Regions from separate parts of the Homo sapiens genome. Here region 2 is linked to region 1. The links are chromatin loops, found by intact Hi-C in ENCODE. Cell type or tissue: PC-3. All regions are shown on one strand. Links, peaks and the distances in the headings refer to the core of each region. The heading gives the core; the rest is flanking DNA.

Region 1 (16,493 bases), core at 5,111-10,110:
TTCCCTATTTAATAAATGCTGCTGGGAAAACTGGCTAGCCATATGTAGAAAGCTGAAATGGATCCCTTCCTTACACCTTATACAAAAATTAATTCAAGATGTATTAAAGACTTAAATGTTAGACCTAAAACCATAAAAACCCTAGAAGAAAACCTAGGCAATACCATTCAGGACATAGGCATGGGCAAGGACTTCATGTCTAAAACACCAAAAGCAATGGCAACAAAAGCCAAAATTGACAAATGGGATCTAATTAAACTAAAGAGCTTCTGCACAGCAAAAGAAACCACCATCAGAGTGAACAGGAAACCTACAGAATGGGAGAAAATTTTTGCAACCTACTCATCTGACAAAGGGCTAATATCCAGAATCTACAATGAACTCAAACAAATTTATAAGAAAAAAACAAACAACCCCGTCAAAAAGTGGGCAAAGGATATGAACAGACACTTCTCAAAAGAAGACATTTATGCAGCCAAAAAACACATGAAAAAATGTTCATCATCACTGGCCATCAGAGAAATACAAATCAAAACCACAATGCGATACCATCTCACACCAGTTAGAATGGAGATCATTAAAAAGTCAGGAAACAACAGGTGCTGGAGAGGATGTGGAGAAATAGGAACACTTTTACACTGTTGGTGGGACTGTAAACTAGTTCAACCATTGTGGAAGTCAGTGTGGCGATTCCTCAGGGATCTAGAACTAGAAATACGATTTGACCCAGCCATCCTATTACTGGGCATATACCCAAAGGATTATAAATCATGCTGCTATAAATACACATGCACATGTACGTTTATTGCAGCACTATTCACAATAGCAAAGACTTGGAACCAACCCAAATGTCCAACAATGATGGACTGGATTAAGAAAATGTGACACATATACACCATGGAATACTATGCAGCCATAAAAAATGATGAGTTCATGTCCTTTGTAGGGACATGGATGAAGCTGGAAACCATCATTCTCAGCAAACTATCGCAAGGACAAAAAAACCAAACACCGCATGTTCTCACTCATAGGTGGGAATTGAACAATGAGAACACATGGACACAGGAAGGGGAACATCACACACCAGGGACTGTTGTGGGGTGGGGGGAGCGGGGAGGGATAGCATTAGGAGGTATACCTAATGCTAAATGATGAGTTAATGGGTGCAGCACACCAACATGGCACATGTATACATATGTAACAAACCTGCACGTTGTGCATATGTATCCTAAAATTTAAAGTATAATAATAATAAAAAAATAAATAAATAAAAATAAAAACTATTCTTTTACTATCTTTCCCTCCAAGTTGATTCTGGGAGAAACAATTATAGCCTTATCTGCAATGAAAAGTATCAATAATAGATTAAACCTTTAATTAGAGATGTTGAAAATAATTCCAAGAATATAGAGAGAACGAATATAAACAATGATAAATCTAGGCTTCATAATACAGAGAACAACAACAACAGAAAGCTAAAAGATGAATTTTTGGAAAACATTAATAAACAAAATATTAAAAATGCTAGCAAGTCTGATTAATGGGAAAAAAGACAATTCACTAATAACATTATGAAAAAGAAACAGGACATAATTACAGATGTTGAGAAAATGAAAAATAAGATAACATTATGTGCAAATTTATGGTGATATATTTAAAAATTTAAATGAAATAATCATTTTCTAGGACAACAAAAGTGACAAAAGTGTCTGGGAAAATGAAGTAAAATACCTTAACAAACTAAAAACAACTAAAAAAACTTCAAAGTAGTACTGTTTTAAATGACATCTGCTTATTTTGTGAATTCAAATCATCTTGTAAGGGACTTATGAGTTGTCTAATAATTCTTTTTATTTAAGCTGTTTCAAAGCAAAGAATAAAGATAAAAGTTTCCTTATTCATCACAAGGCTACTATAACACCAGTACCACAAGACTGTCATAAAAACCTAATAGCCCAATGTCATATATGAACATACAACTTTTTAAAATCATCAAATTAAATTTCTTACTGTATTAAAAAAGTAGTAAAACATAACCAAGTATTTATCTTAAGACGACAAATACCGTTCATCATTTAAACATTATTTTAGTGAGACCTGGAACTATGAAATTCCTGGAAGAAAACATAGGGCCTTGACAATGAGTTTTTTGTATATCACACCAAAATATCAGGCAAAAAAGGCAAAAATAAACAAGTGGGACTACATCAAACTAAAAAGCTCCTTCAGAGTAAAGGAAACAATCAATGAAATGAGAAGGCAGCCTACAAATTGGGAGAAAATATTTGCAAGCTATATATCTGATAAGGGATTAATATCCAAAATCTATAAGAAACTCATGCTACTCAACATAAACAACAACAAAACCCCAAAAAACAAAACCACAAATAACCAGATTTTAAAATGAGCACAGGACCTGCATAGGCTTTTTTTCCAAAGAAAACATACAAGTCGCCAAAAGGTATGTAAAAATTCGTCAACATCATTAATCATCAGGGAAATAAAAATCAAAACCACTATGAAATATTTCCTCACACCTATTGGGATGGCTATTATTTTAAAAATAAAACTTAAAAAGAGAGAAAAAAAACAACAACCAAGTGATAGGTATTGGTGAGAGTGTGGAGAAAAGAGAGCCCTTGTATACAACTGTTGGAAATGTAAACTGGTAAAGCCAGTTTAACACAGCACGGAGGTTCCTTAAAAGTTAAACACAGAACTACCATATGATACAGCAATTCCACCACTGAGTATGTTTCAAAAGGAAAATGAAATCAGCGTGTCCAAGAGATATTTGTACTACCACGCTTATTGCAGCATTATTTACAATAGCCAAAACATAGAATCAACTTAAATATCTATTAACACATGAATGGATTTTAAAATGTGGTATGTGTATACACACACACAATTAAATACTATTTAGTCTTTGGAAAGATAGAGATTCTGACATTTGTGACAACATAGATGAACCTGAAGGACACTTTGCTAAGTGAAATAAGCCAGACATTGAAAGAAATAAACTACCCTGCATAATCTCACTTACACACAGATTTTTTTAAAAAATAGAATACATAAAAGAAACAGAGTAGAACAGTGGTTACAAAGGGTGAGGTGAGAGGAGGGAGGGGAAGGAAATATGTAGGTCAAAAATTACAGAGTTGCAGTTATATAGGATGAATAAGTCTAGAGATCAAATGTATAGCATCAGAATCATAGTTAATAATATTGTATTGTATACTGAAAATTTGCTGAGTAGAGTCCAGATGGTTTTACCACACACACACACACACACACACACACACATACACACACAAGGTAACTGTGAAGTGATAGATATTAATAGGTAGATGGATTTATTAGGTTGTTTGTTCTTAAAGTAACATTTAAAAATATACTGTGGTTAGTAATCTTTTCTATTTTATATATATATATAAATATATATATATATATATAATATTTTTATCTTTACAAATATGTTCTCCCAATCTGGTACTTGTCTTTTTACTTTACTTAAGATGCCTCTCATTCTGCAGAACATTTTAATATTCACTGAGTTAAAATTAAACCTTTAATAAAGGTTTACAGAATGACCCTTCTACACATGCATTGTTCACTGTTCTGTGATTGCCCCTCTATATCCTTTCTCTGTCCTGCTCTTATTGCTTGGAGGCTGATGTGGGGTTCCCTTACCTTCTGGCTTTCGGTTTGGATTGGCGCATGGAGGCAACAACAGAATTGGAGAGTGAGAGGGGATTTCTTTTATTTCTTCTCTGCTACTTCTCTGCCATACTGTGGTTGGTAGTGGCTGCATCCCTCTACCGATGGCCAGACTTCTCACTGGGCAAGTCTGGGCAAGCCTCCCATGACCACAGCATTCACTGGAATCCAGTAACAAAGAACATCCTCTCCTTGTTTTCTCAGGCTGAGAGGTGGTAATTGCTTTCTTCCTTTGCCAATACCTGGGTATTTCACCATCTTTTGCTGGTTCCCTTCAACCTGCCCAAAAGTGTTTCCTGTTGAAATCACAAGTGATATGTAAACTGTACAATACCATGCAGCTATTAAATAGTGTGATGCAGAACTATATATGTACCAACATGAAAACAATTGCACAATACATGTGTTTGCTTTTTAACAATCCAAATACCCACATATGTATCATTTATCCATAATAATCACGATTTGCCATGTTTTAGTTCAATGCTATTTCCACCATTTAGACATTTCAAATCCATAGTGCACTATAATAAAAAAGGTATATAATACATACTTGAACAATTCATTGGTTTAAAAAGAGCTTTAACTGTCAAAACATATGAACAAATGATAATCCTAGATGACCTATGTCATTCCTGCAGCAATACTGTGACGTCAATGCAACCCCTTTTTCAGGTTCCACATCCTCTGCCTATATAACAAAGAACCAGGATTCCATGGCAACACAAACTGGCCAGCTGCAGCACCTTACCAAGCATCATGCCCTATATATAGCACAATAGCATCATGAACTATAATTTCTTCAATTATTATAGCACATTGGTTTATAAATTGAGGATCAAAACACATACTAAAATTTTAGAAAGTTATGGTGTTTAGATGCTCAGATAATATATCTTCTGCTATTTTAAATGACAACATCACTATAAAGTGATATTGAAACATAAAAGTAAAAATGACAACCACCTCTGGGTATGGAATTGGGATTGTTGTGGGCACAGGGGAAATTTATCTTTTCATTTTCTAAACTTCTGTATTAATTTTCCAGTAAATCCATATTCATTTTCTTGTTATATAAATACATTTAAATAAAATTTGATACAGAAAAAGATGCGATTTTCTACAGTGAAACTCTGATAATTCCACAGAAGATGAAAAGAGAACACGTTGACTACATACAGAGCTCTCTGAAGTTAGCCTTTAAAACAACACATACAAAAGGAAGGAGAATGGATGCAGAGAGATCACTAGAATCATTAACTCTTAATGTGAAAACAATGCCTTAGACAGAGCATCTAGGTCGGTAGCAATACAGTCAGGATACCCCAAAGCTCAGACTGTGTTGAGATCTATGAAAATAGCCCAAGACAATAAGAGAAATTATATTTGTTAATATCAGACAAGAACATAAACTGAACAACAGGGAACTATTTAAGAAGGACTCACATTTTTGTTAACCTGATGGAAATAACAGACATACTCAACTACTGTTTACTTTTGTTTCCTTAACAAGGAGACATAAAAAAAGAGAAAGAAGGAGTTGAAGCTCACTACAGAAGAGAAGATAGAAAGGGAATACTTTGACCCTTTAAATGGTATTCAGTCTTTAGATACTAAAGGATTACATTCTAGTGTAAAGAAAGAATTTACAAATGTGGTCAGTAACAGAATCAATAACCTTTGGAATTTGGATAAGTTTAAGGAAATAAACCAAAGTCCCAATGTTCTAAAGTAAGAGACATAGATTCTGAAGATTCATTTTCAGTTCATATTAATAAGATCTGTGTTTGTGCGTGTGAAGTGATCTTTTATCTTCTTTAATTCAGTTAGTGCCTTATTTGTGGAGAGATACTCATCACATTTAACTAAAATTTTAATTATTTTGGCAAATATCTTATACTGATGTAAATATGTAGACTTTTTAAATGGTGAATGCTAGATTGTCTGTCACATAGGATTTTTAACCATCCTGGTGATTATTAAGTGTCTGTTGAGGAAGAACAAATGAATTAATTAGAGATCTTTTGAAGCAGCGTTTCTCTTATCTGTGGAAGCACTCTAGTTCACAGTGTATGATTCTGTGTCAATGCTGATGCTAAAGACAGATAAGAAAAAGCTGAGGCTCCTCTGTGAGGCCTTGCAACTACAGAGTGAGGAGGCAGTCATGACAGGAACAGGGACAGCTGGAGTGAGATCCTCCATTCCCCTCACAGATTTCTTTCTTCTCTTAATAGGATAATGTCAACCCCAGTCCCATAGCCTAGTCTCACCCCTTCTTAGGCACTGATAACAAGAAAGCAAAGAAAGCTGGCTCAGTGAGGTCCTCAGCCCCATCAGCCTAGTCCCAACCCCTCCTCCGGCACTGATATCAAGAAAGCAAAGAAGGCTGGCTCAGTGAGGTCCTCAATCTTATGCTCGAGAAACTTGACAGAGGTGGAGAGCTGATCTGTCTCAGTAATAAGAGCCTCCTATCACCTTTGAGGCAATGGCCCTTCAGAATAATCTTCTCTATTTTGCCTGTCCCCTTTGTGGCATTATTATCTTCTTGGGTTCTGACAACACATCAGACTTGGGGTATCCTTCTATAGACACAGCACCTGGATGCTTGTGAACATTGCAATTGACTTGTTTCAGGCTGGGACTTTCTACAACCCTTCCAACAATGTCACCAGACCACTTCAAACCATCCTTCTGCTTGCCTGCTTGTTTCTTTTAGGGGCTGACCCCTCACTTGTCAATAATGAAATATGTTCATGATTCCAACCATGGCTGGGAGCTGTTTCAAATATAAAATAGGCAGCCCCATCCCCACTCCAACATGACACTGGGAATGTCATGCCTCTAAATTCAGCACCACTGGGTTACACCTGGGTTGACGGCTACTCAGGGAGAAGAATAGCCCATATTTTATGTGGAGAAGTATGATCACAGATCCAAATCCCTGACTTCTAAACTAATTCTGTGAACACTGTTTTTTTTTTAGATGACTACCATCTCTGGAAGTGTATTTTCCAACTTGTCACATTTTTCAAATTTATAAAATTTTCTCATTTCATTACACAAATAAAAGGAAGGTAATCATCATAGTTCCAATTTCTCAGAACCTTTCCCAAGTGAAACCATATAGACATCTCTCTGTTTGCAGGCCCAGATCGGAAATACTACTCTTGCCTGGTCAATAATGGTGGTAGGTGATAAAGCATAAGGACCAGAATGGTCATCACAGTCACTCTCCAGATTTTCAGGTTAACAAATGTGAACTAAACTTTTCAAAATTTTAAAAATAAATACCAGTAGATCAATATTGGCAGTAATTATGCTTTCTCTAATATAAAAAATGTATGAAGCAGTTATCTCTATTAAATAATCAAATTAAATATAAATTTATCTTAACCACTAAGTACAAATTGACTACTTAATTGAATAAATATTAATTATAAATTATTATTCTTGAAAAATTAGGGTAATGTACAGAAGTAGCTCACTGCTTAATAAATATGACGGATAACTGTTATTTCAGCATATTTTTCACTCCTTTCCAGGTGTGGCACCTATATTTTCCTCAAACATGAAAGGAACAAATTAAAAAAATAAAATTAGAGAATAATGATTATGAGGATGTGCTTTGAAGTCAGACGAGAATTTAAATCGTTCCTTATTTACTGACTAGCAGTGTAATACTGAGCCTGTTTCCTTATCTTCAAATGAGGTTAACAATATGTGATTAAATGGAATCATATATTTAACAAGCCCAATTTAGAGCCAGTCACGTAGAAACACCTTTTAAGTGGTAATTATTGTGCAATTTTAACTAATTTTACATAAACATTATAATGGATGCAAAAAAGACAATGTTTTGTGGAGTACATTATATTATTCTCCGCATAAAAAGGCAAATAAGTGAAGTGCATATAGCACATCCTTTTAACTCATTTTCCAATAAATGTTGTTACGGTCTGAAGGTTTGTGTGCCCCTAGAATTCACATTTTAAAATCCTAACCCTCAAGGTGATGGTCCTAGGAGGTGGGGCCTTTGAAAGTTTTTTTTACAGCTTTTGTACTTTTAATTTCTCGAGTCTGTTTAGCTCTCTTTCAAATGCATAATGACTTTTTTTATACTTTCCTATTTTCTGCAGATATTATAAACTGTTGTTCTTTTATGTATAATAAGCACTATGTTTTTTAGTATTTTTCCAGTGATTACCAGACGTGAAGACTTTGTTTTCTCTGTGGCTTCCTCTGATTTTCCATTTCCTCCTGTGCCTCCATTGGTATGTGAGTGGTTCATGCTTGAGCTACAGCATGAATGCAACTTCCTCCAGGTAAAACTTGGATATAACTATGCCCCAGGTGCCTGGGACATAACCCACTCAAAGCCATCTTTCTTTCTTTCTTTTTCTTTTCTTTTCTTTTCTTTCTTTTTTTTTTTTTTTTTTTGAGACAGAGTTTTGCTCTGTCAACCATGCTGGAGTGCAGTGGCACAATCTCGGCTCACTGCAACCTCTGCCTCCCGGGTTCAAGCAGTTCTCCTGCCTCAGCCTCCCAAGTAGCTGGGATTATAGGTGCACGCTCACACACCTGACTAATTTTTGTATTTTTAGTAAAGGAAGTGTTTCGCCATATTGGCCAGGCTGGTCTCGAACTCCTGACCTCAGGTGATCCACCTGCCTCAGCCTCCCAAAGTGCTGGGATTACAGGCATGAACCACCATGCCCGGCCTGAAAGCCGTCTTGAATCAAAGTCGGATGTTAGTAGAGCTAGCCCTGCAATGTGAAGTGCAGGCTACAAATTAGTATGAAGGCTGATTGACTCACTTTTACTCTGAGAATGCAGCTGTTTGGTGTTTCATATTACTATGAGAACTTTGTCCTACTAGAATCCTCACCATTGTATTTCCTCCATTAGATTTCTATCCATCTTGCCTTGGCTGGTCATCAAAATGAAAATTCAAATGTGCTACAATTTGCAAATTCCCTCAAAGCAAAAGCAACTTCCCTCTTCATTTAGTTGTTGCTTTCCATTTTCTCATCTGCTTTGACTTGGTAATTTCCAATATCATGTACCTTTTATGAAAGTTATTTTTATATTTTATCTAGTGTTATTTTCAGTGTGATACTGTTTCTGATTTTCTTAAGGAATGAATTAAAATTGCTATGCTTAATTTTTTTATAAAAGCTTCTTTTAGTGATTAAAAATAAACATTTTTGTAAACCTGTGATAATTTAGAGATAATTTTCACTTGCAATAACTCATTTAAGGTTAGCAATAAGTCTGTAATATTTATATAATTATTTTTGCCTCATTTTACAGAGAAGAAAAATAGGGATTCTGGAGATTAACTGATTTCAGAGCTATTTAATAACCTGCTCATTGTCTCAGATGGGAACCTGGTTATACATCTCATGCTCTATTTTTGCCATTGCTTGAGAATAATTTTCAGAAAATGTTTAAATTTTTATTATGTAAAGATGACAAAATCCTTAGGAATAAGTGGTGAGCATGGGACCTATATAGGCAACAACTAATCAATAACAAGATTCGCGATGAAGACAATGTCAGGAGTAGTTCAGCAATTCACTAGGATATTTTCTTCTGCCTTGTAAGAATACTGCAGCATTATTGTCATTTTCTTATTGAGTCCATTTGTACACTCTCATATTGATTTTTTTTGCTTCTGGACTGTCCATCTCTGAGTCATGCCTTTAACACAGGACTGTTCTCACTCCTTGAAAAGAACTCTTGTGCCAGTAAGACTGTCTACCTCAGTTAAGTGGTACCAGCCATGTCTTCTCTGAGTAGCCAGATCTCGTTCCCTCATATGCTCTGGTTCTAATCCTCACATTTGAACATGGCTTTGAGTCACTTTGTATAGCCCATTCTGATACTTGAAAACATGATGATTTCATTCTCATTTAGCTTTGCTCTTCAACACTGTGGACTTTTTTTTTAAAAAAAAAAAAAGAACAATGATCATGGTCAATTAATCTGTCAAGTCCACACCACAGGAGCTGAACATTCCAAAGAGCAGTTGTCTTAGATTGGATTCCCTGGAAACAGTCTCTGAGACAGAGTTGCATGCAAAGGTTTTGGGGGAGTATGCTGAGATAAATCTCTAAGGAAGTATGGAGGACACAGGCAGAGAAAGGAGCGGGCCTACCATGGGGATGCAACTGAGGCCTCACCCCTTATTGGAAGCTCCAGCTGGGTTGGGCTTTCAGAGTTTTCCCAAATTGAGGTATAGGCCTTAGCCTTTGTATCTCCACAGGCATTGGCCACAGCTACCTCCAGGAGAGGCATAATTTTCAGTGAGGCTGTTCCTTGCAGCCAGCTGAGGGCAGTTTTCATCGAAGACATAGCTGTAATCCATCAGCTGTGATACTCTCAACAGCTGCAGATGAGTGTCTTGTCCTGGTGTTCCTGGTGCAAATCCAGAGAATCCTTTTTGGTGATCTAAAATCTAGGAGGGAACTAACATGAAATGGAAAGATATATGAGAATCATAAAGCTGTCTGCTGGGTACCACATAAGAAATCCCATATATAACTCAGAAACACATCATTATTATCAATTTTTTTTTTGTTCTCAGTGAGATGCTGACTATTCCTAAGGCTTCTCATCCTTGTCCATCATTTCCATCAAAATATGCATCTAATGGGGATATAGCTCTCTGTTCTGCACATTAAAATTATTTGAATTTTCATGTCTTGCTATGAAAATTTTGTGATTTTTGCTTTATTCTTTAAAAATATTTGTGATTATTTTAAAATAAAGGGAACACTTTAAATAATTTAACAGTTTAATTATTTATTTCTTCCTCAAATCTTCTAATAAATTTTCTGTGGCTTAGGCTGCATCTGGAAGTACACCCTTGACACAACATTGTAAACCTTCAGCGTATGACTATCCGCATTTGAGAGTAAAGCAATTAAAGTAAAAAGTAATATAATAGTGCCTAAAATTGGCACAACATATTGGAGTTTTCAAAGTGAGAAACAGCACAGCAGAGGGATTAAGAGGATGTATTTCAGATCCAGATGGACTGTATTAAAATCTCAGTTCAGCTACTTACTAGCTGGGAAAGGTTGTGCAAGTTACTTAACCTCTCTGTGCCTTTGTTTTTTCATTTAGAAAATGTGGATAGTAATAGCTGCAACTCACCTGGCTGTTCTGAAAATAAAATGGATTGATATTTATAAACATTATGAATAGTGCTCCCACAAAGTAAACACTATTTAAAGGTTTGCGTAGGACGCTATTTGCTTTATAAATAATACTATTTTAAACAGAATTACATGGTGTATAAAAGTAAACAGTATTTAAAGATTGGATAAATAAATAAATATTTTCCAGTCTAGTATCTCATTTGATCCTTATTTAAAACTGTGGGAAGGATAGAATATTTAATCATATTCATGGATGGTGAGAGTAGGAAGTAATAGGTTAAGTTCCTTGTACAAACTCAAGCAGCTATTCAGTGAAATATTTAAGTACAATTTATGTCTCTTAAAACTGAATTCCTCTCTGCCAGATGTTCCTAGAATTCCTGCTTTTGGAATAGCCACTGCAAACCTACTCTGATAAACCAGGTAGGAAGAAGAGCCTCTACTTTGTAAAATTATGGCAATAGGATTCATACAGTCATGTATTTGTTGAAGCAATAGGCCCCAAAAACATGATTAACAGAAGAAATGTTTTACTGCATTTAAGTTACTTCATGGGGATAGAAAGGTGAGAGACAGAAAAGAAGAAACCTTCTTTCTCTAGAAAAGACACATAGAAACAAAAATATTGAAATATTAACTCTACTATCTTCAATTTCCCTCTAAGGGAGAGTCTTAAATCAGTCTTTATTTAAGACTGCAGACCAAGCAGATAAGCCCTTTAAAAATAGGTCAATGCAATTTACTGTTTCACATTATAAAGTCAGATTAAAATATAGGTATAACTGTTAAAAGAGACTGATTTATTCCTCTCTAATACACACACTGAAAGAAAGTTGGATAATTTACTTTGTCCTCCTTTTTCTTGCCAGTTACATGGGCTGATATACTAATTGAGTTTAAGCAAAGTAATTAGTGAAAAGTTCCTTTAGACATGCAAATTTAATGGCCTATTTCTATAGCGCATGAAAGAAATCTCTTTATAGAATTATAATATTAGCACATTTGAAGTTATCTTAGAAAGCTTTGCAATCTGCCTTCCTCTTGAAACAAAAAAAAATGAAACAGGATATTTGGGCCAGCTGCTGCTAAAATAAACAATAATTTCCCCCCTTCTAAATATCATCACCAACATACTGCCTATTTGCATTCTCAACATAAATCTATACCAACCACATCTATTTGGTTTTATGCATTGATGCTTTTATTTAGTGACTGGGAACTAGAAACAGAGTTGGTCTTCATTGGGTTGGGCAGGAGCAAGGAATTAGAAAGAAAGGAAAAAAGGGGTAGAAGGGAAGGATGGAGCTGGTGTGGAGCCTGTTTCATATTGGCCTTTTGGCTTGGTTTTGAACTGACAGGGTAGGGTAGAGCCAGAGGGCTGATGGCATTGCTAAGTTGGGACTTTGGGAAATTCTGAGCATGGGAAAACCTGCATCAGGGCCCATGCAACAAAACAATGGCCTGGAGATGCGGAAGATGGTGTTGTTTCTGCATGAAACCGTGGGCCATGGAACTCAGCCTTGGGAACTTCCAGATGAACATTCATCGCTCGACATGGTGTTCCCATGGCTGCAGTGGCTGTTGTGAGGCTACTCTGGTTTGCTCAGGAGATGTATATTCAGGAAAACAAAATTACAAGAGTAAGAACAGGACAGAAACCTGGGGACATACGCTGCTGATAGGTTTAATTGAATACAAATGAGGCATACTTTTGGTTATTCCTGCATATAACTTGGAGAAATTTTGAGAGGGCTAAGGCCCTGCTATTTTAGAGGTGATGATACTTGAGGCAATAGCTACATGTCTTACAAGTATATATTTCAAGTTATCCAAAGCAGAGTGCTATCATTTGAATATGATAGTATTAAGAAGTAGAGTCTTTAAGAGGTGATTAGCATAATGGATCCCCCCTCATAGATGAGATTGAGGCCCTTATAATAAATGCTTTATGCAGTGTTCACCTAGTTTGTTTACTCTTCTGCCATGTGTGGACCCAGCAGAAAGTCCCTCACCAGATACTGATCCCTTGATCTTGGACTTCCCATCCTCCAGAACTGTGAGAAATAAATTTGTGTTTATTATAAGCTATCCAGTCTTAGGTATTCCGTTATGGTGAGCACAAAACAGACTAAGACACAGAGATTCCACAATTGCCATCAATTATTTTTCTTTCTTACAAGTATCAGGAACTTCTGTGTCATCTATCATGAAATAATAGACTTACAGGCTTATAATGAATTATTTTTGTATCTTTATATTCATATATGATATACATGAAATGAATGTTGTCACCTAGAGCTCATTTATTTTTACCCAGTGTGAGGATGTCTCTATAGTACATCTGACCATTTTTCATCAAATGCTTGAGGTTTTCCATCTAAATTCTTATTTATAATAAATAATTCCTATTTATAGTAAACCCGAAGCAGTCCCTTGGTAACTTTTACCCTTGGTTCCTACTTCTGTTCTTTGCAGCAATAGACTCACTCTTCTGTATCACATTCCTTTATGTATCTGAAGACAAACTTTATGCCCAGCCCTACACTGCACCAAGTTTTATTTTCTCATCTAACTATCCTTTGGTTCTTTAACCATTTTGTTTATATTCAGGGCCCCTATTTCACACTATCCTAGTTCACCTTCTCTTTACATTGATTATTTACTGTTTCAATATAGTGCTCACAAGGAGACCCAAGTTCACCTCATTTAGAGCAAATTATTTTATAATCTTAGCAGCTGCCTTCCATGAAGGAGAAGGAAGGGAGTTAAAAGCCTTCTGAAAGTTTTAAATATATCACAGATTCTATGGTATATGTACTGCCTGCCCCTATTTCACAGAAGAGAAAATTGAGGCTCATAAAAGTTATACAACCAAAGCACACAGCTAGCAAATGACAGAATCTGAATACATGTGTGTATATGTGTATATATGAATACAAATACAGGTTTCTCTGACTGTTAGAACTTACTTTTCCTAGTTCTTGATCCTTTAGTTTAGTTGATATTTTAGGAGAGGAAATAGCATCTAATATACATATTAAGTATTAAATACTCATATTCTTAAAACACTCATTTCAGTCTATAGGTGCCAATCTATAGATAGAAGTAGGAATGAGTAGATATGGTAGAATAAATGAACTCCAAAGGATAAGAAAACAAGAGCAACAAGTAGAAGATATGTTTTGGACCCAATTAATATAATAGTAGTGATGTCGGCATAGAGGAAGCACATGGTCAATTCACAAATCCTGATATTTCCCCAGAACCAATCTCCTCTACCTTGAAAATGTATAGTTCATTTATTGGATGGGAATGAAATATGAATATTTATTTCAATCCCTATTAGATTTTATACTTTTTATGTGTCTGTGCCCATTTTTCTGGCCTGTTGATTTTGCCATCCAGTGAATTTGTTACTTATGTCAGTATTATGTCATCTATGTATCTGGTAGGTAGGCATTCTGGGTCTTTATTCCATCCTCTGATATAAATCTTGTAAACAACATAATGTAGGGCAGAGAGGATTTACAGCTTTCTACACCGTGGCATATAAATAATTAAGATCAGAATTTAAATGATGCAAAGGACATGATCTTATTCTTTTTATGGCCATGTAGTATTCCATGGTGCATATATGCCAAACTTTCTTTATCCAGTCCACTGCTGATGGGCATCTAGGTGGACTCATGTCTTTGCTGTTGTGAATAGTGCTGAAATGAGCATATGCATGCATGTAGCTTTATGGTAGAATGATTTATATTCCTTTGGGTATATACCTAATAATGGGATTGGTGGGTTGAATGGTAGTTCTGCTTTAATTTCTCTAAGAAATCACCAAACTGCTTTCCACATTGACTGAAGTAATTTACATCCCCACCAGCAGTGTATAAATGTTCCCTTTCTCTGCAACCTTGCCAATATGCTATTTCTTTTTTTTACTTTTTACTAATAGTCATCTGACTTGTACAAAATGATATCTCATTGTGGTTTTGATTTGCATTTCTCTAATGGTTAGTGATGTTGATTTTTTCATATGCTTGTTGGTCACATTTATGTCGGCTTTTGAAAAGTGTTGGCTGGGCACAGTGGCTCATGCCTGTAATCCCAACACTTTGGGAGGCCAAGTCAGGTGGATCACTTGAGATCAGGAGTTTGAGACCAGCCTGGCCAACATGGTGAAACCCCATCTCTGCTAAAAATACAACAACAACAACAACAACAACAAATTAGCTGGGTGTGGTGACATGCACCTGTAGTTGGGTGTGGTGACATGCACATGTAGTTTCAGCTACTCAGGAGGCTGAGGCAGGAGAATTGCTTGAACCTGGGAGGTGAAGGTTGCAGTGAGCCAGGATGGCACCCCACACTCCAGACTGGGTGACAGAGTGAGACTGTCTCAAAAACAAAAACAAAAACAAAACAGTGTTTGTTTCCTTTGTCCACTTTTTCTTGTTTGTTTTTTGCTTGTTAACTTATTTATTTCTTATAGATTCTGGATATTAGAGCTTTGTCAGATGCCCAGTTTGCAAATATCTGTTTCCCATTCTGTAAGTTGTCTGCTTACTCTGTTGATAGTATCTTTTGCTGTGCAGAAGCTCTTTAGTTTAATTAGGTCCTATTTGTCAATTTTTGTTTTGATTTCAGTTGCTTTTAACATCTTTGTCATGAAATCATTGTTGGAGCTGATATTCAGAATGGTATTTCCTAGGTTTTCTTCAAGGGTTTTTTTTTTATAGTTTTAGGCTTTACATTTAAATCTTTAATCTATCTTGAGTTGATTATTGTATATGGTGTAAGGAAGGGGTCTGGAGATCATTATCTTAAGCAAACGAATGCAGAAACAGAAAACAAAATAATGCATGTTCTCACTTTAAAGTGGAAGCTAAACATTGAATACACTAGGACACAAAGAAGGGATCAATAGACACTGGGGTGTACTTGAGAGTGGAGGATGGGAGGATGAGGAGGATCAAAAAGCTACATATTGGGTACCACACTTATTACCTGGGTGATGAAATAATCTGTACAACCAACCCCCAACACATGTAATTTACCTATATAACAAACTTGCACATGTACCCCTGAAACTAAAATAAACATTTTTAAAAAAATTTAAAAAAGAATTCAAATGATGAAAAACTTTACATGAAAGCATGATCGCTGGAGAAAATTCTCTTGGGAATTACTAACATCAAAGTTCCTCTCTTATATCTCTGAAAAATGCAAATAATAAATGTATCTAATACATTTTCATATATGCCATAAATGATCGTATCTAACAACAATCTGATAAAGAACATAATAGTAATTTTATATTACAGATAAATTAACTAAATTTCAGACAATAAATAAAGCACTTAACATTACGAATCTAGTAGGTATCAGAGCCTGATATCAAGCCTTATCTCTGATTTGGAAGTCTATGATATTAAGTACTGGTCTCTCTAAACACCTGCCCAAGTCTTTTGTGTTTCTGAACTTTTGAACCTATTTGTTTTTCTTTTCAGCTTTTCATTTAATCTTGTACCTAATATGGGACGCTGGCAGTGGCAGAGAGCCAGACCGACCTTCTAAAACCAAGACTACAGACCACACACATAGCCTTGAAGA
Region 2 (16,493 bases), core at 5,685-10,684, 68 kb after region 1:
GATATGTCAAGATATCCCAGGTTAGTTTTATATATTTCCTTCCCCACTCTTAAATCCGTCATTTCTCTAAAGAGCTAGTATGTTTTAGTGGAACATTATGATACTCTCAGTCTGCAATCTTGACACCAGAGGTTCTTATTGCCCCTGATTTATCATTGTCATTTGAATTTTGTAATGAGTAGACCTAGGAAACATAATTTTTTTAAAAAGTAAAGGTATATAGATAAAATTGCAATTTAAATTTAACATTACAGGCTTTTTACCTTTTTGATTTTATAATTTTTATGTTTTTTCTTACAGTGAAAAATTTGACTTCTGACATCAATATAAGTAATTGCCTATTTTATCTATGTGTCTATATATACATATACAGATGCTTCTAGACTTAAGATGGTTCTAGTCTCAATAAACCTATCATAAGTTGAAAATATCATAAGATGAAAATACATTTAATACACCCAACATACCAAACATTATAGCTTAGCCTAGCCTACCTTAAATGTTCTCAGAACACTTACATTTGCTTAAAGTGGGGTAAAGTCATCTAACACAGAGCCTATTTTATAATAAAGTTTTGAATGTTTCATGTAGTTTATTGAATACTCCACTGAAAGTGAAAAATAATGATTGTATGGATACTTGAAGTATGGTTTCTACTGAACGCTTTATTGCTTTTGCACCATTGTAAAGTCAAAAAATCCTAAGTTTAACCATGGTAAGTCAGAGACTGTATGTATTTTGAAGTCAGGTAGTGTGAGGCCTACAGGATTGCTCTTTTTCTCAAGATTGCTTACTTCTGAATACAAGTTTTGATAACAGCTCCATCTTCCCCAAGCATGGGTCAAACTCAAAAATTATGCCACCTTCTCAGTCAAAACTCTCATTCCTGTGTCTTGTGTCAGTCATCCTTACCATTTTAAAGTATAAAGTTTTCTTTTTATAACCAAATACAGATCACAAACTCTTCTCTTCATAGTAATTGTACTGTTGATATCCATCGAGTTAGAAATTGTACAGTGATAAAGAGATAATATGCATTCTACAATATTTCTGAAGCAGTGTGTATTTGGTTACTTTCAATGAGATCTGTATAAATGAAGACATAGTAGTGCATTGGAACATAATACATTTAATTAGCCAATGAACATCCCTGCTCTGCCCTTGCCTTTGCAGAACCTTTGCAATAATTGAGGTAACTATTGATTGGAATGATTAACAACCAAAGTTATATCTTTTTCAGGGGCAATTGCTTTAGTTTTCCATTTTCAGATTTATTCAACAAAAAGATTTGTTGAATAAATGAAGGGCCCCATATCTTTCTACCAATGGGTGGTAAAGCCTTTCTTCTATAAAATGCTTTCTGCTAATGTGTAAACTGGCTGATGTGTTATTCTTTCCAAGCAGCAGAATACCCAAACTCAATTAAAGGGAAGGAGTTTCATTTTGTTTAATTTAATTTTAGAAAACCATTCACGAATGAAGCTTATTCTGTGCTTATATGACACTGGAGCAGGTTGATAGGCAAATATTGTGTCATCTTTTACCATAATTTGGATTGATAAGCACAGTACTTTTCTCTAGCAGCTCTCAGAAAGATAGATTACTTGTGCCACCTGGGTAGTTGCCATTAGACTGATGAAATTTTTTCGAAAGACATTCTGTTCCTGCAGAATGAGGATGAATAGTTTGCCCATCACAATAACTCTGGGCAAGTCCTGGGAGTGCTGCAACAGCAGACTCAATCATACTCAAAAATCTCAGATTCAGAGAGAATATGAAATTAAAGTTCTGAAACATAAAGTATTGCAGAGATTTTCAGGGTATATAGAGATAAGAACATTTGTTCTTTGGCACCATTATCAAGTAATTGGTGATTCAAGAGACTGGGATTGCCAAAAACATGATGAACTGACTCAGACTGACCATCTCGGGGAAAGTAAAGCAGGGTGAGCAGTGGACCTTGTTCACTCGACCTTTTATTTTTTTAAAATAATGTTATTTACGGCCTTGCCAGAAATGATTATCCTTAGGGAACTAACGCAGCTCAGAAATCAAATCTAAACAAGAGAGCATTTTACAAACTTCTTGTGTTTTCATAAGTCAAAGGGTCTTTAAAGAGCAAGTTAACAAATTAGCTTCCCATGCACTTTCAATAATATCTGGCAGTGAATCTTCAGGCAATCTCCGGTCTATCTATTTATTTTTCTTATGTTTTAAAGCATGTTTGTATTTTTGGGGAACTCAATCATTTTTATTATGAAGTAATGCTACCTGGTGGAGGGTAGAATAGTGTTTACTTTTATTTTTCTGAATTGAAATAAAGGATTTCTCAAATCTCAAAGTTAGATATAAATTTCTAAACTAAAATACTTTTTCTTCAGTGATCTTCTTTTGCTTGGTGTGTGTGTATTTTTTTCTAAGATATTTCTATTCTGAAAAGTAAAATATTAGAGTAGTCCTCTTAGTCAAAACATCGTGACTGATGATTGGTTATTAAATCAGAAAATTTAGTTAACATGTAGAATTACAGATAAGCATACACACTGATTTTAAATACTTACACATAAATACACATAACACATATAACACACACAGGGAGTTTTTACTTTGCACAATTCTGATATGCACAAATTTCAGTTATCACAGTTTAGTTAAATACACCAACCCTCCAATAAAAAAGGTTTAAATTTTAGTTACCATAGTATATCAACTGAAAGTGATTCATAACTTTCCAGGAGATCTTCAGTTCACAAGTCACTAAATAAATAACAGATGTGCACCATGATCAATGACCTATCACATCACGTCTCTCAAAGTCTGGCAGTGATTGGCCGATGGACATCTGTTATTCGATACTCACACAACAACAGTGGTATAGATTTGTTGCCACCTTATCTCCCAGTAATAAATGCACATGACTTGAAAATATGAATAATCAAAAGGGGGAATTGAAAAAGATGAAAGTGCAGCCAAGAAATAAAAATTCATGACACTGGAAGTAAAATTCAATTTAAACGTAAAGGGAGTTACAGAAGAAATATCTGAGTGTAGGAATGTTAACACTTCTGCCATTAATTATATATATATCCAGAAGAACTTGCTGAAGATGAACTTATCAATATAAATGAGGTAAGCACTTGTAAGGAAAAGAAGATAACCTAGGTGACAGACAAAATTTAGTGCTTAAAACCTTGGCGATATTTCATGACATTGAAAGCCAAAGAATAAAATGTTGGTAGCTGATCCAAACTTAGGAATATAACAACCCATCTTATATATATATATATTTTCTGAGCTTTTTGAGAGAAAGTTGCATATATCACACCACGTTTCTTCTAAATATTTTAGTGTGCATTTTCTAAGGACAAGGACATTCTTGCACATAATGACAATGCAGCTATCAAATTTAACAAATTTAACGTACTATTTTATCTACATTCTATATTCCAATTTTGCATATTGACCAAATAATGTCAGGAAGGTTTTGCTTTTCTTGACCTAGGATCTAATCCAGAATCATACATTACCTTCAACTGTTGAATGTCTTTCCTTAGCTTTCTTTTATCTGGACGAGTTCCTCTGCCTCCCTCTGATGAGTTCAGATCAATAATTTTGTAGAATGTTCTCCAGGTTGGCTTTGTCTGAAGTGTCTTCATAATTTTATTCAGGTTATGCTGTCTGAGAGAATTCTACATAAATTATGCAGTGCTCCTTCTAGTGCTAGCCATCTGGTTGCTTATGATGTTGCTTTATCCCATTATACCTTACGTGGTGGCCACTTGCTCTCCTCTGTAAACTTAATATTCCTTTTTTTGGTAATTAATTAGTACTTTAATGGGGAGATTCTTTGAGACTGTCTAAATATATTCTTGTTCATCATGTTTTCACCCACAAGTTTTAGCATTCTTTTATCGTTATCTTGCCAACACTAAAGTAGAGGGTTTTGTTGTTGTTGTTGTTGTTTTTGTTTCTGTTTTTAGTTTTGTATATATATATATAGCTTGTTTGGTTCTTTGGTATCTACTAGAAGGAGTAGAAAATTTATGTCTAAACAAAAACCTGCACATGGATGTTTATAGCAGCTATATTCCTAATTATGAAAGGTTGGAAGCAACCAAGATGTATTTCAGTAGGTGAATGAACAAACTGGGATACATCCAGACATTGGAACATTATTCGGTGCTAAAAATAAAAAGAGCTATTAGGCCATGAAATGAGATGGAGGAAACATAAATGCATAGGACTAAGTGAAAGAGACCAACCTAAAAAGGCTACAAAATGAAAAGTTCCAACTACATGGCATTCTGGAAAAGCCAAAACTGTGGGGACAGAAAAAAAAAAATCAGTGGTTGTCAGGAGAGGGACGAATAGGTGGAGCACAGAGGATTCTTACCACAGTGGAACTGTTCTGTGTGGATACTATCATAGTGAATTCATGTCATTATACATTTCTCCAAATAGAATCTACAACCCCAAGAGTGAACCCTAGTGTAACCAATGGACTTTGGGTGACTATGGCATGCCAATGTAGGTTCATCAATTGTATCAAATGGACCAGTCTGGTGGGGGGATGTTGATAATGGGGAGGCTATGCATGTATGGGAGCAAGAGATACATGGAAAATCTTTGAAACTTCCACTTAATTCTGCTGTGAAGCTAAAACTGCTCTAAAAATAGTCTTTTAAAAAATAACTTTTCTGTATTATGATTTTGCAATGAATTCAGCTGATCTTTAACAGAAACAACTTTCTTTTCAGAAATAGTATATTACTAAAATAAGAAGTACCTCTAGTCCTAAACAGGAAAGGTAAAAAGCACCACTGATTCTTGACACTGATACAATTACAAGAGCAGAAGTGGAAGAGAAAAACATACTAGAAACTCGATTTGAGCATTCATTGTGTTGTAGGTATTTTTCAGAAAATTTAACAAAGGAAATGGAGAGTGTTTCTTAATCCCACAAGTTGGTTTATTAGAGATAAATAAACATAGCCCTTATATTTGTAAAAATAATTTTTGAATGCTGCTTTGCAATAATTGCATTGGCTTTATTCAATAATATTTCATGGCTGGGACTTCCTGAATAATGGAAGCATAGCAAAACAACATTTTATCTGATAAAAAATAGGTAAACTATAATTTAAAGTCACTAGAACTTGTGCTAAGGACATATGGAAAATGGGGGAAAATATTCAAGAGAACCTACTAAATTCTGGTAAGGCTAGAGAAAATTTTTGGTATTTGAGACATGTTTTACCCCACTATCACTACCCACCACTCCAGTTCTTACAAAACTCTACCAGATGCATGTACAACCAGGAAGACAAAGGGTCTCTCTCCCCAAAGCTATCATTCTGGGATTAAGATTTCATACTGGGAAAGGCAAGTTGCTGGTTTTTCTCATCACCTCTCCCTAGCCTCATGTTGCAGAAGTCCTACCCTTTCCCTGCCTGGACTCCACTTGTAGAGCAAGGGGTATGCCTAAAGTGTGGAAGGCCAGAAATATCAGGCCTTTCCAATTGCCCCTGCTCCAGCTCACTTGTAGGTCAGAGGTTTCATGCTAACAATAACAAGCCAAAAAAAACAGGAGTTGCCCCTTTGGTCCCTGCTCCCACTCAATAAGTGAGAGTGACACTTTAAGAAAAGTGAGTCCCTGGTCCCAGCTATGGTGCAGTGGAATAGGAGTTCAGCTCAGTGTGGAAAGTAGGTCATAAGGACCAAGAGCTCTGCAGCTTTCCTGGAGAGGGCTGTTTTGAAACAGAAAGTTGAGACATGCCTGACGGCTTTGCTGAAAATAACACAGATTTTAATGAAGAGTCATTAGGAGGCCTTGGTGGCTTTATAACACAATGAAAATAGCTGAGTAGCTAGACGTTCAATAGAGAGAACCAGGGAAAGGGAGAGAGAAGAGGACCATTCTTAGGATCACAGACTTCTTAGATCTCTGGGGGTTGGAAGGCTGTGCCCATATGCTAAGCTGCACCCACTCGGGAACAATCACTAGGATGTGGGGCAGATATGAAACCATTCCCCAATCCTCAAACAAACCCATCAACACAGGGAAGTCTCATTGACACAGGGGGCTTAAACTTAATCTTTGATCAAACATTGACTGATCAGTCAGCTGCTTTGACTCCAGGATAATTAATAGGAAACCTAGCTCAAAAATAAAATTACATCCCTCCCTGGCAGTATGAAAGACTATGTGCATGACCGACGCTGTTGCATCTCAGAAGCAATAAAATAAGGAACCTCCAAGCTATTATGTCCTGGCTGGACATGGGAAAATTCCTATAGACACCATGAACTGTGATAACAGCTTACCATCCATCAAGAAAATGAAAAGAAAAATCATGAATTTTGAGAAAATATTTGCAAATCATATGTCTGATAACAGACTTGTATTCATAATATATAAAGAACCCTTATAACTTAATAATAAAAAGAAAACCCTATTAATAAATGTCCAAAGGATTTGTATAGACATTTCTCCAAAGAAGATATACAAATGGCCAGTAAGCACATGAAAATATGTTCAATAACATTAGGCATTTGGAAAATGTAAACCCAAAACTATGAGATACAACTTAAAACCCACTAGGAGGGCTATCATTAGAAAGTTAGACAATAACAAGAGTTGGCAAAAACGTTAAGACACTGGAAAATTGCTAGTTAGAATTTACTAAGGCAGCTCCTTTGAGAAACAATTTGAGTGTTTCTTAAAACGTTAAACATAGTTATTATAGGACCCAGCAATTCCACTCCTAGTTATGCACACATTGATAGAGAATTGAAAACATAGAACTGCACAAAAGCTTGTACATGAATGTTTATAGCAGTGTTATGTATAATAAAAATAGAAATAACCCAAATGTCCATCAACTGATGAATGGATCAACAAAATGTATCCATTCTAAGGAATATCCATACTAAGGAATATTGCTCATTAATACAAAGGAAATTAAGTAATTACAAATCCTACAGCACAGATAACCCTTGAAAATATTACACTAAGGTAAAGAATGTAGTCACAAGAGACTATATTTTGTATGATTTCATTTATGTAAAATGTCCAGAAGAGTCACAGCTAAAGAGACAGAAAGTAGATTAGTGGTTACTAATAGAAGAGGGCTAAGAGTGGCTTAATGGGGCATGGGAAAAAAGAGAATGAGTGATAGCTAATGGTTATGGATTTGGTTTATCTTAGGGGAGATGAATATATTTTAAAATAAGACTAGCGATGGTTGCAAAATCTTGTAAATATGCTGAAAAAGATTGCATTCTCTCTTTAAAATCAGTGAATTATATGACATGAGAATTGTATCTCAATGGAGCTGTTAAAATTTAGATGGTGATACTAGTTTCATCACTGGTCCAAAAATTATTCAGAAAAGATCTTTTAAAATTATTTATAGATTTTTTAAAGTTTTTAAGTTGATGGGATTTTTCTATTACTTATTTCTAGGATTATATTGCTCTCTTGTCAAATGACATCATGTTCAATACTTTGATTGTCCTTTGAGTTTTTTTATGATGATTTATTTAGCCCTAATATATGGTTGATATTTGTTCCATGGACACCAAATTTATAAAGTGTATCCTTGTTGTATGATATATATTTGGGTATATATTTATTAGATCAGTGAGTCTCAAGATCAATATCCAATGCCCAGGTCACACTCTCATAAATTTTGATTACAGAGTTTTTGTTGGGCTTGTTCTCTATTTTTAAAATTAAATGATTTGGTATTTGGATGCAACATAGATTCTGAGAATTACTCTATTAGGTCAACTGTATTAATGGTGCTTGATACTAAAGGTATTTGCAATATAGCTTTTTTATCTACTTGGTCTACTAATCCCTGAGAAAACATTATCTAATTTTTTTTCTACTATCTTGTTTTCTGGGAGATTTTCCTCTTAGGATATTTTACGAAGTTCCTGGTCTGCTTAAGGCAGGCTCTTTCCCATGATTGGGGGTCACCTTGTTCTGTGGGAGGTGCTTTCCAGGGTCAGATTTGTTTTTCCATCTTCAGATAGGAGGGTAAAGTAAGGGTTTTCCAATGGCTCAAGGATTTTTGTTTGATCCCTTATTTTATATGTATTTTTATTTGTGCCTGCACAGTTGTCTGTGGTCTGTACTTTCAAAATATGCTTGTGTCTACATCTCAGCCATCTTATTTTGAATACCAGAAATACCGTACTGTTTGTTCACACAACTTATTTTATTTGCCATGAGTGATGACCCATGCCAATCTTCAGCATGGGTGCAGATTTGATCCTTTTCCTCCACACAACTCACCCACATCTATGGCCTTATTTGACACTATTTTTGTAGGAATAGTTTCCTTCATTTAATTCTGAAAACCTTGCATTAGGCCAATGACATTCAGAGGTGTTTTATATTTCTCATCAATTTCCAATATGGTTAAAATAAATTTTTTAAAATTATAATTTTTCGGCTCATTTTACTTAGAGTAATAGTATAAAATTTGAGTTTCTCCTACTTTCAGCACAGATAAGATTTGATTTATTATTTTGACTTTTTTCTTTCATTAGACATTAAAAAGTAGGGAGGACTTTAATGCATTTCTGTAGATATTTTTAATGAAATTATTGATGGTTCCAGTTAGGGGTTGGATTAAAAATATTATTAATGACATTTGTGTTATATTTGTTTAAATGTTTGCTTAACTGGGATGGGATTCAATAGGGAGAGTTTTGGACAAAAATGAGATAAACGATGGTAGTTTTCAAGAAAACATTTTGTGTGTTCTCACATAATTAGCATACCATACATGTTTCAGGCATTGAGAAACAGTATTAATAAGCATAACTTCCATCTGGAGCTTGCAGTATGGCAGGGAAGAAGGAGAGACAAGTGCAAGTGTTAGAAACTTTATTTAGCAATTGAGTAAGTGAGATTTTTAGGAGACAAGACTGGAGGCAGATAAACTGGCTAGAGGTTTATCACAATAATCCAGGAATAATCTGACAGGAAGGGGCAGAGTCCAGAGATACCGAAGAGGCAGAATTTGCAGGACCCAGTGACCATTTGAAGTTTTGGAAACTGGGAATGAAACAAGAAAGAAGAATAAGGAATAATTCTCAGTGATCTGAGAGGCAATTGGATGAACAGTAGAGAAGACTGGGGAAGAGCAGGCTTGCAGTCTTAGAGGGCATTGGAGACATCTGGAAAAAATTGTTAAATTAACTTGATTGAAGCTTTTTCTTGCAAGTCAGAGATCTGTGCCATAGTTTGAATGAATACAATTTTTAATTGAATTAAATTACCATTCTTGGACTCCGAGAGAAGAGGAAACAACAGAGCCTGCCTTCTGCCTTCAGCAGTTTTCTGTGCTCAGTGATGAAAACTAAGGGGCAAAGAATTGCCCATAATTGAGGCGAGGAGCCCCTGGCCTCAGTGACCCTAACGTAGCAGAAATTAGAATATTAATTTAAAAGTTCTTTTCAAAAATGCTGATTTGCAATGTAGAGCTAATAAAGATGGACTAAATTGTCCCCATATGTTCTCTAAAACAGTCATCTATAACCCCAGAATTCTCCCTAATTATGTATACTTGGAAGACAGTCATTGCTATTTTTATCTATTGATGCATTTCCAACCCCCCTTCATTGTGATTCATTGTGTGCTTTCCTTGGAGCAAATATAATTTGAGATTGAATTGAAAGAGCCCCACTGGGAATGCTTACATTAAACCTGAGCTATTTTTTGATCTAACTATCTGTTATAACTTAAGTAGAGTAAGAGTTTTATGATCTTCACAGGTTTCAGGGAGGCAGAAGACTCAGCAGGACAATCACACAGGTAGACTAGTCTTGTGATTCAGAAAGGCTGGATAGAGCCTCCAGAAGGAGGTTCTTATATATGCTGCATTGGCCACAGACAAAATAATCTATTTATTGTTGACTAAACCTACTGTACACATTCTCAGGTGTCTCTTCCTCTCTCTCCATTTACCTAAGTCATATATAGAGGCTCCAACTTAAACATAGTTTATTCTTTGAAACATGCCCCTTTTGTCCTTGCCAGAATGATGTCACTCTACCCTCAGAAAACATTTATTATTTGCCTCTTTCATTTGGTCTTTGACAATGGCTACCATCTATTGGTGTAACTCCTTTTTGAAATAAGTTATATATGTTTCATTGTATTCCTTAATGCGATTTTAATGCATCACCAGGAGCCTTAGGATCTCAGTTGACTGCCTTACCCATAATAGGTGCTTATGACAATGTTTTCATGGGTGCTTGTGACAATGTAGATGAAATTTAATTTTACTACAAATGATTCTAGTTTGCTCTATTGCAAATGGGCTCTGAAATAAATTTATGGAATCCTGGGCAATTAAAATATACCATTTATAGGGATACTTATATGTCTATATTTTCTATTAGATAGTGAAATTATTAAGGACAAAAAGGCTGATTCTGACACACGTCTGGTTTCTTCTTACCAAGAAGGCATTCAATAACTTGACTGGTGTTTGCTCTTATGCAGCTCACAATCTGGTGGGGGAATACACAATAACAATAACAAAACAATTAGAACAACTATTATTGGAAACAAGCAAAATGCCAATTATAAATTATTTGTATGTGTGATGTAGCAAATTTAGAAAGCACTGAGAGAGAAAGTAAAAGAGAGGAGATAATAGCTGAAAGGTTAGACAGGGAAGTCTCTGTGTAGAGATGGCATTTATTTTCAAAGCTTTTGAGGGAGGAGTAAATCCATGCAAATGGTAAGGGGAATGGTCTACTAGAAATTGAAATAAGAGCAAATTGATGTCAGGAGTGAGGTGTAGAGTTGATATTAGAAAACTGTCCTCTCATCAACACAAGAAGTCAATGCATCTAAAACTTACAAAAAGACCTCATAGTGTAAGTAAATTATTTATAAATATGGTGACTGGCCAGAGTATTTAGGAGTATTGACTTTTGAAGGAACAAGATTGCACATGGGAATAGTTTGCTGAGGTGCTTGCCATTTTTGTCTCCCAGACTTTAGTAATATTTAATTAAATTTGTATATATTACTTATAGAATTTTAAAAAATATGACAAAGTCATGAATCTCCTATGACATAAAATGAATATCTATGTCAAAGACTTTATTTAACTGTTTAATTAATGAGGGAACCAGTATGAGGTTAAACCTGGATAATTCGAAAAATCACACATTGTAAGCAATAGGAATGCTGATATGAATTTACAAAGGAATGCAAAACTAGTTTGTCCATAGGGCAATAATCAGTTGCATTCTATCAGATGCAACTCTCGTGTGTATATATTTGCATATATATCTATAGATATATTTGCCTTCTTATCAGTTTTCAACAACTTACAGAATAGTGAAACAGAGCAAAGACAATGAAACTTTAAGATAACTTAGAAGAGTTCATTAGACAGGACACTTAGGAATCTTTTGTGACCATTTCAAAAGTCTTTCAAACTTAGAATAAAATAAAAAGAAAATCAAAGGAAAAGGAAGAAAAATCATATATTTTCCCAATGTCAACACATTTTTAAAAACTTAGGAATACACAATAATAATTATTAATAATAATTATTTCTGGGGCACAGCTGCCCTGCACACACTGGATGTGGCCCATATCTAATGCACTGCAAGTCACCGAAAGGAGCTGAGGCAAGGACTCAGGCCCTTCTGTCTGGCCTTGCCCACATAGAAGCCTGTCTGCATCCCTGCATCCCAGGTGCTCCCATTTGGAGGCCTTTGTATGGGGGCCTTTGAAATGGAAAATGGAATGGTGAGGGATCCAGCACTTTCTCTGATTTGACCTCCTGCCTGTACTATGGCAGTAGGCAGATAAACACTTGGTGGTTACTTTCATTTCCATGTGTTGTCTTAATTGACTGCTCCAACACTTTACAGTTCTGTTCTCAGCTTAACTCAGTGCTTCACATAATCCCATATTTTACTCTGTATAAGAGTAAATTTAAAAAGACATAAGATGTAAATGAAGACAATGTGGTACATTTAACTCAGAATAAAGATTAAATTTTTTTAACAAATTTCTGGAAAACCACGTCTTCCTGTCCTAATTTGTTTTCCCTCGTTTCTGGTAAAATCTTTGATTAGTCACCAGTGCTCCAGTTTTAAAACTTATTTTCCAGTTTCTTTGTTTCAGGATGCAATTTTGATTCAGTTAATGTATATTTACAGAGCAACATTAAAAGAGCTATACAACTGGCCAGGCGCGGTGGCTCATGCCTATAATCCCAGCATTTTGGGAGGCTGAGGCAGGTGGACTACCTGAGGTCAGGAGTTCAAGACCAGCCTGGCCAACATGATGAAACCCTGTCTCTACTAAAAATTCAAAAATTAGCTGGGTGTGGTAGTGCACGCCTGTAATCCCAGCTATTCGGGAGGCTTGAGGCAGGAGAATCGCTTGAACCCAGGAGGTGGAGTTTGCTGTGAGCCGAGCTCTCGGGACTGCAGTCCAGCCTGGACATCAAGAGCAAAACTCCGTCTCAAAACAAAAACAAAAACAAAAAACAGCTATACAACCAAGATATAAACATTTGCTTCAGCCTATTTTAATTCAACTTAAAATTCTTTTAGATATTTTAAACATTTTCTAGACCTCTCTGCTCCTCCCTCAGCTCCCCTCGCCCTGCCAAAACACAACATCACCACCTGTATTGCTATCTAAGTGTCCCTCTGAAGCCCTTCCCTAACTCACCTGATTAGAGAAATGTGTACTAGGGAGAAAGCTACTTTGCTTACACAAGCATTTGTATGTAAAATCTTAGAACTCTGCAGATGAGCTCAGTTCCTCTTATTAGCATGTAAGCATTTAAAGAACGGTGTAACGATGTAAAAAAAGCTAACATGAGTGGGGGCCTTCTTATGTACAGCCCAGCTCAACCTGATAGAATTCGTCTCTATTACTTTCAACTGTGTCTGCCTATAGCTGAAATCATTCTGGACTCTCCATGCTTGGAAGAATTGAGAAATACTCATTTAAGGTCTTGGCTTGATAAAAACTGTGAAAGGTCCAAAACATGTAAAATTAACAAGATAGAAAACTTCATTGAGTTTTAATCACTTTAAGAATATACTATTTCATAGCACAATAAATCTTCCTGAAAGCTCTTGCTTAGCTTTATTTGCATCAGAGTAACTCAGGCTATGCTGTGGAAACAAATCAACCTTTAAAGCCTAGGGGTTTAACATAATAAAAGTAATAAAGCTCATACATAAATTTAAGAAGCGCTGTTTTAATGGGAAATTGTAATAAAAAAAGACAAAAAGGAGCTATATATATCAATTCTGTACTCTAGTTGGTAAATTTGTTATTCACAGAGGCGGGGCAAGCAGTAAGTTTGTTATTCACTGAGTTGGGGCAAGAAGGACAGTTTAATAATTCTAAACTTGCTTTACATGTATACTAGGGATGTACAAAAAGGAAATTAATGGTGGACATTTAGTGCTCGGTTTTTCACATTGGGGAGAGAAATTGCAGACAAGCAAGGAAGGAAGGATAGAATGAATTCTGTGGTACTAAATGAGAGCTGAAGATATTAGTATGAATTCATATTTAGCTTAATACATATATACTTGTGAACTGTTACAGACCTAATTATGGAAATGTGTATAGAGGAGTTCATATGCACACATGTATTTGCTAGCCCTCTGCTCAGAGGGCCTGGAAACAGTAACATCTAAGTAGCAACAAGTATATATACCTGGTACCCAAATCTTGATTTCTAAATGACATTTCCCAATAAAAAGAACCAGATCCCAATAAAAAGAACCAGACTCTAGGGCTGGAGGAGAGAAAAACATCAGATGAGCCTAGAGCTATCCAGTAATGCTAAAAAGTAAGGATGTGCTAAAAACACAAAGGGGTTATGCCAAAGGGACATAGAAGCCCGCCTGAAAAAACTCCCAATGGACAAAGCTGGATACATTTGAGCAACACGATAAATATGTGGTATTAAATTACAACCCAAAGTACAAAACAAATATACATTATTAGTCCATGCTGATGTAAATATTAGGTAGATGCAAAAGTAATTGCGGTTTTTTGACATAACTTTTAATGGCAAAAAAGGAGTTCACATGCAATTTATTTTTAAATATGTAGAGGCTGCATATATATAACAAGTAAATTGAATAAATAAGTAAATGGAGAAGAAAGACAAATCGTTCTCACAGAAGAACTCCAAATAATGTAAGTTACATATTCCCTTCACTAGGAAGTGGAATATATCTATATCCTTTCCTCCATCACACTGAGTGTAGGAAAGACTTAAGTGATTTGTCCCAAAGTATAGAGTATGAAGAAGGGAAAAAATAATAACTTTACAGTAAAGAAACCTGGCACACAACATCTTAACCAAGTGATCAAAGTTACCATCATTAGGATAAGTTGTGTTGATAATATGTATCCTATGATAGGATATATGACAGCTACTGTATCACTTATCTAGTACTGAGAAAGCTAAAAAAGTTATGTCTTTTAAAAGTCATTAGTATCTACTGATTTTTCCATTGTATTTTATTTTTAGGGTGAAGTTTCATCAAACTGTAAGGCTTTCAACTTCACTGATGTTTAAAATATCTATTCCTATATCTGCTTTATCTGTCTGCATGCTGTATTTTTTTATTAAAAAATATTATTACCGTGTTTTTGCAACTATTCTATCCTTCTTATTTGATATTTTCTGTCTTGCTTTCCTAGGATTTTATTTCTTTAAAATGTCTTTTAAACACCATTTTAGTTATTTCTCACAACTTTTGAAATGTAATTGTTTAATTATTATACAATTCCTTGTACTTCATAATTTTTAAGTGAAAAATGGCAGTAAAATTGCGTGGTTTTATTGTTTTTTTTTTCTAAATTACCAACATACATCTTTTTTGCTATTGTTTTGTTATTTATTTCTAAATTTATTAAGAACATATTCATTATTTTCTTTGACATTCATGAAATTTGCTTTGAAGTCTGTTACATGGTTAATTATTGTGATAGTCTATTTGTACCTGAAACAACAGACAGATTCCTTAAAAGAAACTATATAATTCCCTGTGTAGAAATTTAATAAAGTTCATTAAATGTATTCTTCAAATACTACGTGATTTGTTTGGTTTTCAAGCTAGATAAATTTTTGAATAAGTTATCTTAAAAACTGTAAGTATAATTATTTTCATATATATTTTCCCATAATACTGTCAATTATTTTTAAATATGTAGAGGCTATATCTATAACAACATATTAATTTATTAAACATATGATGCTTCCTATGTCCCCAAAGCTTTTCTAATACTTTACAGTTAATTCATCTAAGTCTTACAACAATCCTATATTAAAGATTATTTTTGGGCTTAATAATCCATTTTTCTTGTACTCATTATTGATTATTTTCATAATCTAAGAACCTAGAACAGGCTTTTTTATTATTGAAGGTTTACATTTCTAGGCTACTAGGAAAGAGCAAATAAACATCTGGAATTATGATAAAAATCAAGAGAAATAAAAACGTTATTATAGGTGCAGGTTGCCATATGCACTCTACATTTCAGCACCACAAGACAGCAACTTAATAGTTATTTTAATGCCCTCTGATCATTCTAGGTATTGGCAGACAGATGGTTCACTTCCATTAAAACTAAAATTAAAAATTAAAACAATTTCTAATGTATTTCAGAATTCTTATGTAAACTTCTTATCTTAGAGCACATTGCACAGTGAGTATTCTACTTATTTGTGCTTCTCTAAAACAAAAGACTCACTATTTAAAAGCTTGATACACTGTCATCACAGGTAAATGTCATTTTTTGGTTACATTTCAGAGCAGCCATTTTGTCAACTACATTATTTCAGAAACTTTGGCTAAAATTGCCAGGATAAACAAAAATTACTAAATGTTATTAGGAGAGATTGCTGTCTTCCAATTATTATTGTTTTTGCAAATATCATTCTATCAAAATAAGATTTAATTTTCTGAAAACTTTCAAAATAAATCAATATACTACCATGTTTTTATTATAATTCCATGAGGTAAATTAAATTCTAGGAAGTAATATTTAATGATATAATTCCTTGTTCTTTATGAAACAGTATACTCATTGAAAATCACTTTTTAGCAAACAAAATAATTTTCTTAGAAAATTCAAACTATAGTCTACCAATAGAGTTATGGGAAATTTTTCTAATTCATAAAGCATGAAAATATTTGTTCTCAATATTATTTTAAAATTAATCCATAGTAATCAATGTTATTATGCTTATGATACTGCACATATAGAAGATTAACTAGAGATCTGGAGAAAAAACTGGGTTAAAATCCAGTTCTGTTGTGACCTAATCTCATTTACTGTGGCAAATGACTTTATAAATGAAACATTAATTTTCTTATGCATAAGTGCAGATAATTTAGACCTAATCTGATGTACTTGACAGTTTTTAGAATTAAAACTTACTATTATAGATATATAATAATGT

Evidence for each region. A loop is a pair of places that touch in the nucleus more often than their neighbours do. Peaks named below come from ENCODE experiments on the same cell type or tissue, not always from the same donor. Only the 100,000 strongest peaks of a DNase experiment are listed, where the experiment ranks them.
Region 2: a loop joins it to region 1, with 16 times the contacts of the local background. A loop is called at or near these places in 1 of 110 quality-filtered maps.

Annotation. Positions count from the first base shown.
Region 1 is chr6:48,107,356-48,123,848 of GRCh38, forward strand. PTCHD4 (patched domain containing 4) reads right to left here and starts at 3,842. Exons shown (of 5, transcript NM_001384253.1): 1 at 3,694-3,842. RefSeq lists enhancers at 3,316-3,817, 3,367-4,566, 3,818-4,317. In PC-3, for the core only: no CTCF peak of the experiment used is centred there; no DNase peak of the experiment used is centred there.
Region 2 is chr6:48,175,198-48,191,690 of GRCh38, forward strand. No RefSeq gene overlaps it. Among named protein-coding and RNA genes, the nearest start is that of PTCHD4, 72 kb to the left of the region's middle. In PC-3, for the core only: no CTCF peak of the experiment used is centred there; a DNase peak (open chromatin) is centred at 8,224; H3K4me3 peaks cover 529 bases; H3K27ac peaks cover 1,858 bases.